Linked DNA regions of Mus musculus: region 2 is linked to region 1. The links are chromatin loops, found by intact Hi-C in ENCODE. Cell type or tissue: left cerebral cortex. All regions are shown on one strand.

Region 1 (8,000 bases):
CACTCAAGTGCCATCAGACCCGCTGGCACAAAGCCCAAGATGCAAGTTACAGATGGAACCTTAAACTTCTGCTACCACTGGGGGTGGGGGGAGGACGACAGGAGGGACCACGTGGCCCGATTTAATTGATCTCACAGAGCCAAAATATTATCAGTTCAAGATGTCACCAACGTGAAAATGGCAGAGATATTTCACATACTTCTTCCTTTCCGTGCTAAGACACTGGAATCCAGAGAGCCTCTGATTTCTCTGGCACCACATTGCCCAGACCGGCCCTAGACTGGGGCATTACAGTCCCATGAGCTGGCTAGAGGGGTGCTCTACCCTGTACCCCATTACTGCTCTCAGTTCAGAGCCACTGACTCAGAAGTCTTCTTGGAGAGCCTGGCCACTTGTAGTACCAGATCTACAAGCCACATTTAGGGGTGGAGAGAACCCAGCTCATGAAAGCCATGCTTCCTGTTGAGGGACTGGAGGGGCTGTGGTTAAGGGCACATTCAGTTGCTCCAGAGGAGGGCTGGGAGTTTGGTCTCCAGCACCCATGTCAGACAGCTCACAAGTGCCTGGGACGCAAGCTCCAAGGGGCCATGTGTACTCCTGTGAAGGGACCTATGCACACGCAAATACTTTTAAAAAAAAAAAAAGTCGGTCAACCAATCAAAGGTTTTAAAAGGGTATTGAGGAGCCACGTATAGTAGAGGGTAGGAGGTGCAGGAGTTCAGGGCCAGCCTCAGGTTCATGAGAGGCCAACCTGAGCTACAGAAGACCTCTCTGTAGAACAGCCCTGGCTGTCCTGGAACTCACGTTGTAGACCAGGCTGGCCTTGAACTCACAGAGATCCGCCTGCCTCTGCCTCCCCAGTGCTGGGATTAAAAGTGTGCACCACCACCGCCTGGCTGACCTTGTCCTTTTTAAAATATTTATTTATTTTTATTTTATGTATTTGGGTATTTTAACTTCCTGTATGTCTGTGCACTACGAGTGTGCAGTGCCTTAGGAGGCCAGAAGAGGGGGTTGGATCCCCCTGGAACTGGAGTTACAGATGGCTGTGAGCGGCCCTGTGATGCTGGGGTAACCTCAGTCCTTTGGAACAACGGTAAATGCCCTTAACTGCTGAGCCATCTCTCCAGCTTGAGACCTGATCTCTCTCCCTCCCCCTCCCTCCCTTCCTCCCCCCCCTCAGAAGGTGGAAGTAGCTAGTTAGTAAAGCGCTTACATGACATTCATGAAGCCTTGGTTTGAACACTTCATATTCAGGACATGGTGGCACATTCCTGTAATCCCAACACAGCATGTGGAGGAGGAGTTCAGGGTTATCCTCGGCTACATGGTGAGTTGGAGGCCAGTCTGGGCTATGTGGAACAATAGGCTTCAAAAAAGTAAAATAAAAATCACAGAGATGCAGAGCCGTGTCCCCAGGTTCACTGTCAGGGAGAGGGGAGTTTGTCGTAAGGAATCAACTCAATGAATACCTGGCCCCACACCATGTAGACTGTGCCAAAGACACCATCAGCTCGCTCCTGGATGTCCCTTCTCATTCACACTGGCTTGAAGGGGCATGGGAGAAGGAGCCCAACCCAGGGGGAGCCAGCTGCTGGCCTGGCTCACTGTGCATTGCCAGACACCCAGGGCTGAGGAGCTCAGAGCCATTTCTGCGTAGAGGCCCCTGAAGCTTGGGCGTGAGGAAGACTTGGGAAGGAAGCAAACCAGGGTCCCATCAGCTGGATTCAGAAGGAGGGGGGTACCGAAGCAGAAAAGAGCAAGAGAGGAGGAGGTGACAGACACCCAGGCTACTTCAACTCCTGCCCTTCCGGTGCCTGGGTCTCCATCCACACTTTGGCTTCCGCTCCATGTATAGCCTTCCAACAGCTAACGCGCCAAGCTGTGTTTATTTATTCTAAAGTCACATAGGAGTACACTTTAAAAATAATTCAGAGGGCTGGAGACATGGCCCAGTGGTAAAGAGCACTGACTGCTCTTCCAGAGGTCCTGAGTTCAAATCCCAGCAACCACATGGTGGCTCACAACCATCTGTGACAAGACCTGATTCCCTCCTCTGGTGTGTGAAGACAGCTACAGTGTACTTACATATAATAAATAAAATAAATCTTTAAAAAATGATTCAGAGAGCGAGAGCGAGCAGATTACTGGCTACCAAGGGTGCTGGCTCCTTAGGATGTGGGGTTCCCACTCTATGAGATGAAAAGACCCCGCAGGCAGTTCAGAACCAAGACCATTTATATTACGACCAGGGGTGGGGGGACTGCTTTACATTGCACGAGTATTGGAAGCCCAGGATAGCCCAGACTCTGGGTCCTCCAACCTCAGTTTCCCCGATGCCATGATGACAGGTATATACCACTCCCAGCTGGAAAAACATGTGCTTAAAGAAAAAAAGAATTGGAAGTTGGGCTAAGGACACAGCTGAGTTGGTAGGACACCCTGCTAGCACGCGAGAAGCCCTAGGTTCAATCCTCCCAGCACCACACAACCCACCTGTGGTGGCAAATCCCTATAATCTCAATGTTCTGGAGGTAGAAGCAGGAAGATCAGAGTTCAAGGCCAGCCTTGGAACAAAGCCTGGGCAATACAGGAAACCATATCTTTAAAAGCAATTTTTTAAAGAAGTAGATGCATTTTTAGTTTCCTTGACCCAATTTATTTTAGCATTTTTATGCCTTAGAAGTATCACGTCTTAAGACACACCAGGCTGACCAATGACCTGTCCTCAGCCCGAAAGTGCCATGACTTTACTCATCAAGGCAACTTTTGGGTCTGAATACAGAGTGACATAGAGTGTGACCCAGATGAGCCAGCCACAATCACAGGTGTCCCGGACCACAGAGAGGCAGAGGAGGCCTGATTAGCATATGAGGTGACCACAATGCGACAGAGGCAGAGATCATCAGAGCAAGCCAGAGGTGCCAGGAACCACCAGAGCAAGAAGAGGCCAGGGACAGATCTCTGGAGGCCCTACAGGAACCCACCTTTCCACACTCTGGCTTCAATCTGGCTTAGATTTCAGACCTTCATAACCCTAACACAATAAATGTCTGTGGGTACAAGCTACACGGTTTGCACAAACCCACTTTCACAGCCATAGGAAGTTCATGTGGCCCACAGGAACTTAAAGGTTAGGCAGCAGGGCAGGTTCACTCTCAAGCCATCCCTCTGGATCCTCAGAGGGCTCCTGGGATCTTACTTCCAAGCCGGGCTCACATCTACCAAGCCTTATCCCAAAACTGATGAAGCCCCTCCCTCTTTCCAGGCACCTGGCCAAGGTGTGGCAGCTAAAAAGCCCACTCCCCACTGCACCCCCCGCTGAGTCCGTGCAAGGGCTCCCAGGCTCTGGGGACAGCACACAAGGTCCTTCTCGATGATACCAGAGGTGTCTCCACCTCCCCTGAAAGCAATGGTGAGCCTCGTACAGACTTATTTCAGAGGGTGACACCTGCCAGGAAGCACAGGACACCCACGCTCAACTCTACATGCAGTGCCAAGCCAGCAGGAAAAGGAGACAAATGAACGTGTGGTCGTGGTCCACGTGTATACATACACACACACACACACACACACACACACACACACACACACGCACGCACGCACGAGTGTGCATCCTGTTCTCTTCTGGTTAGGCACAATGCTCACCTTCCTGCCCACGGTCTTCCAGCCACCCAGGCAACAGCTCAGGAGTACAGCAGATGCTTCCAACTGAATGCCAAGAACAACACCACCCCTCCCCCCGTCCACCCCTCTGAGGGTCTAGCGCTGGAGAAGAGGCAGGGCTGGTACTTGCAAGTGTTGCTGTGTGGCAAGTATGGGTGTCCTGGGGTCCTATACATGTACCTTCAAGGCTACACGTCCCCGAGGTGGGGAGACACTGCCAAATGGCCTTGAGGGAAGGCCAGAAGCAGGATTAAGGAGGGAGGGAGGGAGGGAGGGGGGAGAGGCCCCTAGAGAGCATCTTACCACTGAAAACAGTGGCTTGCAATGGATTCTGGGTGTTCAGGTCCTGTCTGGGCCCAGGTGAACTGATGCCAGCCCAATCTCCAGAGCAGAGTTGCAGGCTCTCTGACCCCCTGCCTCCCCCAACTGTCCACTCTCAATAGCCCAGCCCCTTGGCCCACTCATGTTCCCCTCTTTCCAGCACCCACTCACTTCTTGGCTGGCCATCTGGCTTCTGCCCACCATGTATCACCAGGACTCACTCTGGGAGGTTCCCCACTGGCTCATCTCCAGTCACACCCAGCCTGAGGCAGCCCTTGCGGGACCATCCTGGGATCTCTTTCCCTTTCACATCTCATTTTGGCTTCCGGGCGTGATCTCCCCTCCCTTCTGCCTCTTCCGTGTTTCTGGTTCCAACCCCTGCCCAGCTTTGATCCATCTCTCCAGTGGGTTCTCTGAGGCCACACCCCTCCTCCCTCTACAGGCCATGTTCTTCCTGGAGAACCCACATGCCTGAGATACTAGGTCCTACTGCTCAGGCCCTGCCTGCACCCCTCAGTCCTGGGACCTTCCTCTTCAGATTCCAGGGCCCTGTCCCCCCAGCCCTAATGCTTAGCTTTTGCAATTTTACAGCAGCCCCTTCCTGCCACGCCCCATGCAGCTGGTGGCCCTATAACCAACCATTCCTCGATTCCTCGGTGGTGTCTACTTCCTGTCTCCCTCCTTCCCCCCCCCCCCCCAACAACTTCCAGTACTACAGTAGATCTCCTCCTTGGGTCTGAGTACCCCTGCACCCTGGCACATCCAACCTCAGCCAGCACTGTTTCCTAAGAACCCTATTCCTCAGTTGGCCTCCATGGTCTCCCAGACATCGCCACCTCCAGGGAGCACTCTCCCCGTTCATTCACTACCACAGGTGAAACTCCTCCACCCCCAGCCTGGGTCTCTCCGAGGCCTGGAGGCCTGGCCGCTAACTCAGCAAGCCCTGCCCCCTCTTGGTTTCCTAGGTAACTGAGTTCAGAGCAAGTCTGTGGCCCTAGGCAGCATGGGCCCATTTCCTTCTTTCTGAGAAGCCCCACCCCTACCCCAGTCAGAGAGCAGCACCCAACTGCGGGCCTTTTTCCTTCTCGAAAAGCTAACATTAAGCAGGGCATGGTGTTGCACATCTGTGATTCCAGCTGAGGCAGGAGGATTGAGTTCTGAAACTAGCCTGAGCTACACAGCAAGACCTTGTCTCAAACTCACAAAACCCGTGTCAGCCTTCGTAAGCCTCGTGTCTTCTGTGACACTGTATGCTATCTTAACTTGAGGTGTGACCCTGGAGTCTGCAGCCAACTGTCTTACCTCAGTGTGATTGCCACCCTACCTTGTAGATCAACTCTAGCACGCTGCCACCCCATCCTTCAGGCCCTTCACCTCACCCCGACCAAATGCAGCCAAACCCCCACCAGGCCCACAAATTTCCACTGCTCAGACGAGGCTAAAAGCATCCAGGTGTCTAGCCCTGTGGGCTCCTCGGTGTAGAGAGAAGGGTGGCAGATTGGGGACACCAGGCAGGACAGGGCCTCGCCTTCCCACCCTGCAGCCAGGACAGAATCTACATACCTGAGGTGCTCAGGTGCTGGGTTTGTTTTTTTGTTTTGTTTTGGTTTGGTTTGGTTTGTTTTTTTCGAGACAGGGTTTCTCTGTGTAGCCCTGGCTGTCCTGGAACTCACTTTGTAGACCAGGCTGGCCTTGAACTCAGAAATCCGCCTGCCTCTGCCTCCCAAGTGCTGGGATTAAAGGCTTGCGCCACCACCGCCCGGCCAGGTGCTGGTTTTTAAGGCAAACTACCTGTTTCAGTGTGTTCAAAGGCACCCCAGGCCTGGGTGATGAGAGTGGGGAGCAGGAAGGGAGAGCTGTCCCTTTGGGCTCTAAAAATGGACTCAGTAAAGTCTCACTCTAAACCACACAGCACTGCCCATGTAATACCTACAGGGGATGGGACCCCCCATCAACAGAGGGCAGGACCCCTGTCATCCAGGAGACTTCCTGGATGTGTGGCTGGGACTGAGAACTGCTGGCTTAGGACCAAATGTGGATACACACACACACACACACACACACACACACACACACACTCTCTCTCTTCTCAGGGCTGCGCTACGCTCGGCTGAGAGCAATGAGACCCTAGGAGGGTATCATTCAGAGCTGGGACACTCGCCACCTCCCCCTTGGGTAACCTCTGTATCCTCTGTGGAAAATGTGCCTGGCCCGGGGCTACCAACCCTGTTTATGAGTTACAGAGGAGTGTGAGAGTCCCAACTGGGCGAGCGCGAAACTCTCTAAGAGGGGGTTTCTCATCTGCTAGGGAGGAAGGCGGACATTAGGGGAGAATGGCAAGATGCCATGGGCAGACTGGCTTAGTGGAGGATCCATGAACAGCCGCCTCCTGGGATGGGGAGGAGGGTGGAGGGTGGAGGGCGTGGTCATAGGCAGCTAGGAAGAAGGGTGTGGCAGTGAGCCTGCACAGACCAATGTTCCCTGTTACAAGACAGGAGTAAGTAGAAACTTCTGCCTGCCAGCTATGTGTGTCTGGGCTTGAAATGGTGATGTCACGTGCAAAAGCATTAACATTGTCCCCACTGAGAATTTCAACCCTGTGTACAAAGGCTGGAGACCTGGGTGCCTCACAGACGCAAGCCCTAACACAGAAGTCAAGACGACAGGCTGGGAAGATGGTTCGGCAGGTGAGAACACTTGTTACAGAAACAAGAGGACCTGAGTTTGACTCCCAGAACCAGCATAAAAGTCACACGGGCACCTAGAACCCCAGTGCTGTGGGAAGCAGAGATGGGGAGATCGTGGGGCTCCCTGGCTGCCAGCCTTGCTCCAGGCCCAGTGAGGGACCCTGCCTCAAGGGTAGAGTGACAGAGCACCCCCCTCTCTCTGGCTTCCACTCAAGTGCGCTGGCACATACACACTTGTACCATGTACAGCTGATAGAGTCAAGATGGCACAAGATGGTGACTTGAGGCAACAAGAGTTTTCAAATCTAGACCTCATAAGCAAGGGACTTGAAGGGGCAAAGGCTTTGCAAGTCCCGGGGAAGTCCCTCCAGGGTATCAGGGAGGAGGAAGGGCTAGAGACATGGCGGTGGCAAGTGTCAGAGTGCCCCTTGGCATGTCCAGTCCAGGACAAGATGATCACAGTGGCTGGGCTGCATGGAGCTGGTCCATCCACTCCCCGCTCAACTCAGAGAGACGCGATCTCACGGCCACTGGTGTCCCAGCTTTGCAAGAGCGAGCTCTCCGAGAAGGGAGGAATGGACCACGGGCACCTCCTGTCACAGGCCCAGCATCTTCAGCCACAGGAGCCAGCAGAATTCCACAGGTGGGGCTCAGAGAGGGAGACTGGGGGTCGGGTGGAGTGAGGATGGGGGGTGTGGACAATGACACGCAGCAAGCGGGTCTCGGGTCTGTCCACACTGACTGACATCCTGAGGGCTTTTTGCTGCCAGGGAGAAGAGCATTTCAGATAAGGAGTGAGAACTCGGGCCTGTGACCTTTTCATGACCCTATCTGTATAACTGCAAGCCTGAGAAGAACACCCAAGTCAAGAATGGAAACAGGTGGGCCTCTCCACCTGTGAAAAGGGGAACTAGAAGTTTTGTTCCCAGTTTCTTTCCCACCAGAGGTGGGAAGGGAAACTGTCTTCCAGCCTGAGCTGGTAGTAATCTAGAAGCATCTAGAAAGTTCCAGAGCTGCAGTCACACCAGAGAATTCCTCCAGGCTTTCCAGAATCCGGTCACCTTCCTGGCTGTGTGTTTGGTGACTAATGGACGGACACCAGCTTGTCATCTCTCTGAGCCAGAGGTCAGAAGCTGAACTAGGTCAGGGTGTCCACAGGTTCCTAACTGCAGGTTCTGGGTTGAATCTGTTTTCTAGCACTTTCTACCTGTCCTTCCTGATTCTTGGTCCTTCCTTTTCCTTTGGCCTGGCCTTTCTCACACTGCAAAGCTGGGACACCTCTCCAGCCCCATTGTGAAGGACCCTCGAGTAGCATTGGGCCGGGGG
Region 2 (8,000 bases), 60 kb after region 1:
ACCAGGCTGGCCTCAAACTCAGAAATCCACCTGCCTCTGCCTCCCACGTGCTAGGATTAAAAGTGTGAGGCCAGCTACTCTTCACTGCAGGAAGCCCTAGAGTCCTTGAATCCCCCTCAGCAGTGAGGCAATGATTCCCAGGAGCCGGGAGTGTCTGGAAATCTCAGAATTCATCACACAGAAGGCCCAAGGGCATTAATTAAGAGGTCAGATCTACAGCTACCTGCAAGCAACAGGCCTTTCCTCTAGGGAACAAAGTGGCACCTGGGTCCAGCTATCACCACCACCTTGTCCCAGAGGTGTCTACATGACCCCTGATTTCTTGGTCACCTCTCTATCGAGGGGGAAAGGGACCACAGGCTGTCCAGGGCCCAGTGCAGAAGAGCCTCCCTGGGACAGCGGAGAAAAGTCTTGCCACTCAGATTGGAGAGTCTGGGCTTCTGGGCCAGATCTGTTTCAACAAACATCAAGGACTCTCAGGATTGTTCTGGGGGTGTAAAACTGATTACAGCAGATGCTGGTGAGAAGAACAGGCCAGCGGCTGGCACTTGAAGAGGCTTTTGTTACACAAGGACCCAGCTTGTAACTGTGTTTGCGATAACAGATCTGGCCTCCATTCAGGAAGAACATACCATCCAGTTGCCCCACGCTTCTGCTGACCGGAAAAGGAGAGAGAAAGGGGTGACTCCTCCAGCTACCCAGTCACAGACAGTGATGGGTCTCAGAGTCACCTCGTGGGGGAGGGGTGGGTAGTACCGATGACTCAAAACCCTTGATGTTGGGAAGTGGGAAAGTAGGAAATAGTAAAAGACCTTTGGCATCCCTAGGGAATGGGATTGGGGGGGGGGGTGTTCCTTGAAAGGAAACCAAAGATAGATACTGGGACACAAGATGTTCATGTCTTTCAAGGGTCCTGCCACCTCTCAGTCCCCAGGGATGGAAAAACCAAGTCTGAATCCCACCAAGACCTCCAGTTATGATCACAAGTGTGGCCCGTGCTTCAGATGGGGGTGGGGTGGGAGGTGGGGTGGGGGGAGGGGACAGGGTGGGGGATATATGGGGACAGCTGGAATAAAACAGACGGAAAATGAGAGGCGAAATGAGTGTCCAAGACAGTTGCGACCAAGACTGAGACCCGAGCCCAGTTGGCACACCTACTCCAGCACACACAGCTACAGGCTGGATCCACTAGCCCCACAGGCACACAGCACTGACCTGGGAATCCTAACCCGTCATGAATCACTTCCCTCTGCCCTGTAGGGCAGGCTGTTCCTGCCTGGTACAGCTGCTAACGCCAAACCTCCTTGGGGGCAGGCAAGCAGGCTCTCTGCTATATTAAAACAAACAAACAAACAAAACAAACAAAGAAAAAAACAAAACAGAGATACACATGGCTCAGAACTAGCCAGCCATGTGCCAGCCGGAGCTCCCTGGGGGGAGCACCTAGGTCCTTTGTGCTCCATCTCATGAGCCCATCTGTCCAGCCTCACAAAGGGACTATGGGCCCCAGTGGCTGTAGCCAACTTGGCTCTTTTCTCCCTCCTCCAACTATCTGGCAGAGCCACATACACCCCGCAGGAAGCCTGAGCAAAAACTAGGGGCTCCTCCAACTGAGCCTGGCCAAGCTAGCATCAGGGAACACCTGACCCTCTGTGGCTGGACCCCCTCTGAACATTCACTGTAAACTGGTCCCTACATGGCCCAACTTCCTAGCAGTCTCATCCTGAAATCTCAGCTCCTTGCTCTGGACAGAAGGCCCTCTTCTTTCCCTGTCACAATCACAGCTCTCCTTTGCCTCAAGGTCTTGTCTCCCCATTCCCAACTTCTCCCTGCGAGTCTCTTACTACTTTTCCTGCCTGGATTCAGACTGCCAGCTTCTCTCACCCATGCTAGGCTGAGTCATACTCTCTCCACATCCCTTTATCTGCCTAGCTGCCCAACCCCCCACTCCCTTTCTGCACATCAACTCAACTCTGTATTCCTAGGACACTTACTTAGGAGGTCACTTTTCGGGTCGTTTATACAAAGCACAAAGCTTCTCTTGCATAAGTGTACACGTGCGACACACACTCACACACGCACTTTCACTAGTGATAGCCCGGGCTAGTAATCTCTGGGGACTCAAAGCCCTGAACCCATTCCCCATCTGAGCTTTTCGGAGTTCACAGTAGGAAGACTGGCATGCAGGAGGGCAGCATGCTCAGCAGGCCCGGCTTCCTCAAGACTGCCAACCTCTATACCAGGATGCTCTCAATGTGGCCATTGTCTTGAACTAAATTTGAGGGTCAAGAAGCTGGCTTGGGAGGCAGCCCAGTGAGGGCACCACTCAGCGAGTAAGGAGTTACACAGAGAAACCAAAGAGGCAGGGGCAGCTGGCCTCCACAATGCAAAGAGAGCCAGCTTCTGAGACCTTACAACCCCCAAACTTCTCCTCCCCAACAAAACTTCTGCAACATTCTGCAGAAACCCTGTCCCCAACTCCTTGGGGGATGAAAGCAGACACCTGAATGCCCCCTGGGTCCGAGCAGAGAGCAAACACAGAGACCAGAACCCGGAAAAGGTAGTGCCCCCCCCCACCAGGTCCTCCACCCCCTCCTCATCCCCCTTCCCGCTCAGACCTTGCAGAGAAGGGAACTGACTGGCTGACTTTCAGATACACTTCCAGGAGAATGAAAGGCTCCAGGGCAAAGGAGAGGTGCACAGAGGGGCAACCCAAGGAGCTAGGACAGTCCCTAGGACATGCAGAAGGCACAACAGCACGGAACAGGTCTGGGGAGACCTTAGTATAGACATGGACTCCAAGAGGTCCAGGTGGTTGGGGGCACAAGATCTCCTAAGCAGCGACTATGCCTTGATTCAGCACAGATACTTGCTCCCACCACTGAGGTGACCAAGTGGGTATGATATTCCAGGCTCCTAAAGCCTGTACCTGCCAATACACAACTCATCAGCAACCACCCGCCCCCCGCCCCCCGCCCCCCACCCACTTCCTGACACATAGCTAATCACCTAACTCAGAGATAAGGCTGACCTCAGGTGGGCTCAGGACAAACCCCCTGGTTCCAGTCATGGGGCCTGGAGCACCCCCAACTGGTCACTTGAAGAGCCTGAAACCTGGCCGTCTTTAACTATGTGAAGCCCTTCCTCCCTCGCTCACAGCCCACCAGAGGGCTCTGCCTAAGGCTGCCTGAGAGCCCCTCAGAGGGGCGGGGGCTCCGGGCCCGGCAGAGTCAGGCCCGCCCCTCGGAAACCCAGCCCCAGACGCGCGCGGGACACCATTGTGTAAGCCTCCCTTTCCACTGGCTTTATTTACTCCGGAGGGGGACGCAGGACGAGGGGCCACGGCACCGGCAGTGGCAGTCACGAGGCCTCTGGAAAGCCCGCGCATGCAAGCCCAGGGCGGAGATGGAAGGCCCACCCTTGGAGGAAACGGCCCCCAAGTATCTTTGCACTTTGTAAACTCAGGACAAGAGGCGAAAGTGCTGTCCTTGTGTGAGCGCACAGGCCCCCTCTCTCCCAAAAGGCTCTTCTCTCTCTGATGGATAAAGGTGTCCCAGGCCTGGATCGGGGGTATTGGACATCCCACCCTGGACCCTGAGACTCGCCGGGCCGGGATCCCCTCGGGTGCATGGGGCCTGCGGGCCGATCAATTTGGCAGCCCTTGCCAGCCCCGGGACTGGGCTCAGCCCCAACCCCGGAGCTGGCGTGGGGGAGGGGAGGAGGTCCACCCTGAGGATTCGGCCTCCCACTGGATCCGAGGAGGGGAACTAACTCCCATGCTGGTGAGAGCTGAGGGCGAGCACCAAAAGAAGAAAACCCACTGGTTTCCAGGGTGGAATTGCGCTCCTGGGGTTGTTCCCAAGAAGTCAAGCCCGCCCTCGAGGAGACGACAGTCCCAGAGCAAAAACAAACAACAATAAAAAGACGAACACCCCAGAGGCAGCATGAACCTGGGATCCCCAGGGGGCGCGTGGCCCCCAACTATAGGGTCTATCATCTACAGGCCCCCTTAATGGGGCTCTCCAACTCGGCAATGCGGGGTCTGGGGCGCAGAGCCCCAGGGTGAGCAAACCGGGGTCTTGCCTCTCCCGTGCTCATCCCGTCCCGTCTCAGGCCCGCCTGGAGGTTCCTGCCCAGCTCGCCAAGCAACCGCTGGGTCGGGCACCCACCTTCAAAGTCTGAAATGATCCCGTCCAGCTGTGCGTTGACCGCGGGGTCGGACATGGTGGCTGGTGCGCAGGGAGTCCCGCGGAGACCGGGCCCTGCGCGCTCCCGCTCCCGGTGCAGAGCTGGCCGCCGGAGCCCCTCGGCCCCCACGGTCGGCTGAATGAATGGGGGAGGAAGGCGGGCGCCGGCCCCTCCCCAAGCACCCGGGCCCCCGCCCCGCCCCCGCCTCCCGGCTGGATCAGGTTCCCGTACCCCAGCCGGCCTCCGCGACTCGGCACTGGCTGTTGCGCCCGCCTGTCAAAACTGGGCCTGGAGGGGATGGAACCAGAGCTGCTTCTACAGGGACTGCAGAGTCCCAGGCACACGACCTGGGCTGCCCCCCCTTCTCCCTTCCTGGCGGGTGCCCAGGGGACCGCGACAGACACGGCCTCGGCCCCTCCCCCTCACGCCCCTCCGCGGCCAGATGTGGGCGGATGTAGAGGATGTGGAGGCCGGGCCACAGCAGCGGGCGGGCGCCGAGGGGGACAAGATTCCTCCCCTTCCCTGGGCGCAGTGCTCTTGCTGCCCGAGGTTTTATTTACGCAGCCAAAGTTCCTGAGTGCCTCCTTCGCATATAAGCACGGGGCCTGCAAGGGTTAAGCTGTAGCGCTAGGCTAGTGTGGGTCTGCAGGACCCTAGACGGTTCACTACAGAGATGAGGGTCCCGGGAGTTCTCAGCATCCACACGTCGAGGACTGCTACCCCCTTGCACCCCCGGGGGTCGCTGCTGCATCCTTTGGGTAAGTGCTACGGAAGGGATAGGGCAGGGAGAGGCGGCCCTTCTGAAGAATCGTTGCAACGCCCCTCCCCCCTTCCACTGTATGGGCTTCCTGAGTACAGAGAGTGGACCACGACCTTCCCTCCAGAAGAGAGAAACCATAGTTCCTAACATCAGAAGGAAGGAAGAAGGCTGCTCCTGGGCTCCTTCCACATCAGTGGGTACCCACAGCCTAGACTTTCTCTGTCCAAGTAGCCTTCACACTTCAGACATCCACCGGGCAAGCAGAGAAAACCACGGGGCTATACAGAAAAAACAAACACTAGTTACCAGGAAGGGTCCCCAGGGATTGGGGGGGTGGGGGGAGGCGGTGTTCACCACTTCCTGGATGAGCCAAGTCTCCTGCCCGCTGGGCACAACCTTAGACCTGGGACCTCTCTGCTCAATCAGGGCTGCATGGATTCATAGCTGGGGACAAGTCCCTGCAGAGTGGGCGAGTGACTCATCCCCTGGTCCTCAGTGTGAGTCCCTGAGCTGTCCTGGGTCTGGGTCTGCTTTCTCCCTATTCCACCATTCTCAGTGAGGGAAGAACAGTGCTGAGACCTGCAGAGGCTGGTGAGGCTGCAGAGGAGAGGAGAAGCCTGGGCTAGGTTTGGTGAGACTTTTTTTTTTAAGCTGCTGGAATAGAGTCCTTCCTATTTCAGAAAATGTGCCCCTCCCTCCCTCCCTCATGCCTCAGATGGTTTAAAAACTATTTTCAACCAAGTGAGCTTTTGGACATGGAAAGTGCAAAACCACGGCCATTTTAGATGCACCCGCACCCCCATCCTTCTGGAAGCCTTACTTCAGGAGCAGTGGGCACCCCTGATGGCTTCTGTCAGGGTCTCAGCCTGCCTGGCAGTCTGACCATCACCAGGTCACCTGCCTATCCCACATTTGGGGGATTTCAGGATCCAATCTAAGAAGCTGAGGCCCTTACCACAAAGCCCTGGGAAGATGCCGGGTCCCTGGGACAGCGTCCAACCTGAGTGGGCGTTGTTCATTGGTGTTTCTTATAAAAAGCACCTGGTACACAGAGACACACCCGAGCGATTGTTCTCCCCAGGGCAAGTGCAGATTAGCAGAGACACAGCGCATTGTTGCTCAGCCTGTATCCAGGCAGAGGAGCCAAGCACACCACAGTGTTCCAATGGAGAGCCAGGGTGCAGGCTTCAAGGAGTTCTCCCCGCCCCCGGGGACTCCATGGGACAATAGAAGTGGGTGCTGACTTCCACAGCCAGAACACCCTTGTCCATTACTCAAGCAACCAACCCAGCCCTCTGCTTCCCTTCCACACTGTAACCACTCCGCCGCCCGAAGTACCAGCCTGGGAACCTGCTAAATGCCCAGGCTCCTCCATCAGCAAAGCCAAGGCAGGTTTGGCCATCCTCCCAATAGGAAATTCACCCTTGTGTCTCTTTTCTTTCGGTCCCATGAGGACAATGGGAAACAGCAGGGTACCTCCCTTCTCACCATAATTACCTTCTGCAAACTCCAGGATAACCCAACTGCCACTTGGCTTTGAACCAGTCCCACCCACCCCCAGCCCCCTCAGCCCCTCTCATCATCCCAGCTGTCTCGGATCACATGTGGTGGCTGTGGCATTCTGGGACTTTCATTAGGTTAGGTGGTCACCCAACTCCCTCTCTATAGTCTTGGGCTCTGGCCTTGAGTTTAGCTGAAGAAAGAACTGTAGGGCTCAGAGGTCTGTAATCCATGCTTCAAGGAGAGGATGCTGTGCTCCAAGCGAAACTCTCCAGAAGGCCTGCCTGCTTGTGGGTGTGCCACGGCTCCCGTCCACCCCAAAGAGATAACATGATTACTGGATGCTCACAAGGAGGCCAGACGTAGCCTAAGGGTCTGTGCTACAGGTGGGCAGATGAGGTTCCCTGGGATCAGCATGTGTCCTGGACTCAAAGGCCAGATAACAGATAGAGAAGAAGTCAGAGACAAGCGCCCTCTGATGTCAGAAGCCGCCACCGAAGCGCAGCAGCCAGAGGCCAAAATTCAACCTAGAGCCTCAGGGGCAGGCTCTCCTCTCTGGAACCATATGGCACACATCCCTGCAGACCCTGTAACATGTGTGGCAGAGAACACCTCTATTGTGCTGTGAAGCCAGCCAATGTATGGCAGTTAGTTCAGCCAGACCTAAGCTCACGCCTGACCCATCAAGTCAAAGAGTCTTAGGATAAAGCTGTCTATGAAGCCACCTGGTGACCTGGTGACCCTGGTGAACTGGACTGGTCCGGCAGCTCACTGTCTTGGGGGAGGGGCTAAGGACCTGAGTCTAGCCGACTTGCAGAGCCAGAAATACAGTCAGACTTTTCTTTTTTCTTTTTTTTTTTCCTTTTTTTTTTTTCTTTTGAACATTGGAAGAAATGGGCTAGAAGAGGAAGCCCGTAGGTTCAGCCCTGGGGAATGGAGCATAAAAAGCCTGGGAAAGAGGGTGCAGGAAGGACTTGCGGAAACAGCCGCTTGGCTTGCACATCAGGATCCCTGACCCCTGAGCCCAGGTACAGCCTCAGCAGGAAGCGACTCAGCAGTGGGGGTGGCCTCCTCAGGGAGGCTGTGGCTCCCTGCCCAGCACTTTGAACAGGATGCTCCAGTCAGTGAGTGACAAGACCAGCCCCCTCATAATATAGTCAAGGGTAGAACCCAACGGCTCAACTCTGTGGGCCTGTATGCACGATATATACATTGTATATGCCATATATACTATATTTATGCTATATACTATATATACACCTATATGCTATATATTGTGCATATACCATACACACACACACACACACATATATATATATACTACACACATACTGTACACATTGTATATGAATTCCATACATACTATATGTGCTGTGTGCACTACTACATATATAATGTATATACCATATATGTTATATATGTCATATATACAGTATATAAACCTATGTACTATATAGTGTATATGCCATATATGTGTGTATGCACTATATGTATACTGTATATATACTGTATATATTGTATATACATTCCATACACTGAATATACACTACAT

What was found. Peaks named below come from ENCODE experiments on the same cell type or tissue, not always from the same donor. Only the 100,000 strongest peaks of a DNase experiment are listed, where the experiment ranks them.
Region 2: it touches region 1 in a loop (1.9-fold over the local background); 14 of 42 quality-filtered maps call a loop at or near these places.

Annotation. Positions count from the first base shown.
Region 1 is chr11:117,322,718-117,330,717 of GRCm38, reverse strand. All of the region lies in intron 2 of Septin9 (septin 9), which reads right to left. It overlaps Gm34065 (a long non-coding RNA gene), which reads left to right and starts at 3,747. Exons shown (of 4, transcript XR_003949802.1): 1 at 3,747-3,815; 2 at 6,597-6,674; 3 at 7,116-7,317; 4 at 7,445-8,000. It overlaps Gm51932 (a long non-coding RNA gene), which reads left to right. Exons shown (of 2, transcript XR_003949803.1): 2 at 1-644. In left cerebral cortex, CTCF peaks have their summits at 1,001 (motif pointing right) and 4,434 (motif pointing left); DNase peaks (open chromatin) are centred at 3,599 and 4,231; H3K27ac peaks cover 1,367 bases.
Region 2 is chr11:117,262,765-117,270,764 of GRCm38, reverse strand. Septin9 (septin 9) reads right to left here and starts at 4,519. Exons shown (of 11, transcript NM_001113487.1): 1 at 4,170-4,519. The coding sequence starts at 4,224. Gm39478 (a long non-coding RNA gene) reads left to right here and starts at 4,581. Exons shown (of 3, transcript XR_880325.3): 1 at 4,581-4,946. In left cerebral cortex, CTCF peaks have their summits at 3,126 (motif pointing right) and 4,928; DNase peaks (open chromatin) are centred at 4,965, 5,568, 5,758, 5,935 and 4 more places; H3K4me3 peaks cover 3,010 bases; H3K27ac peaks cover 4,419 bases.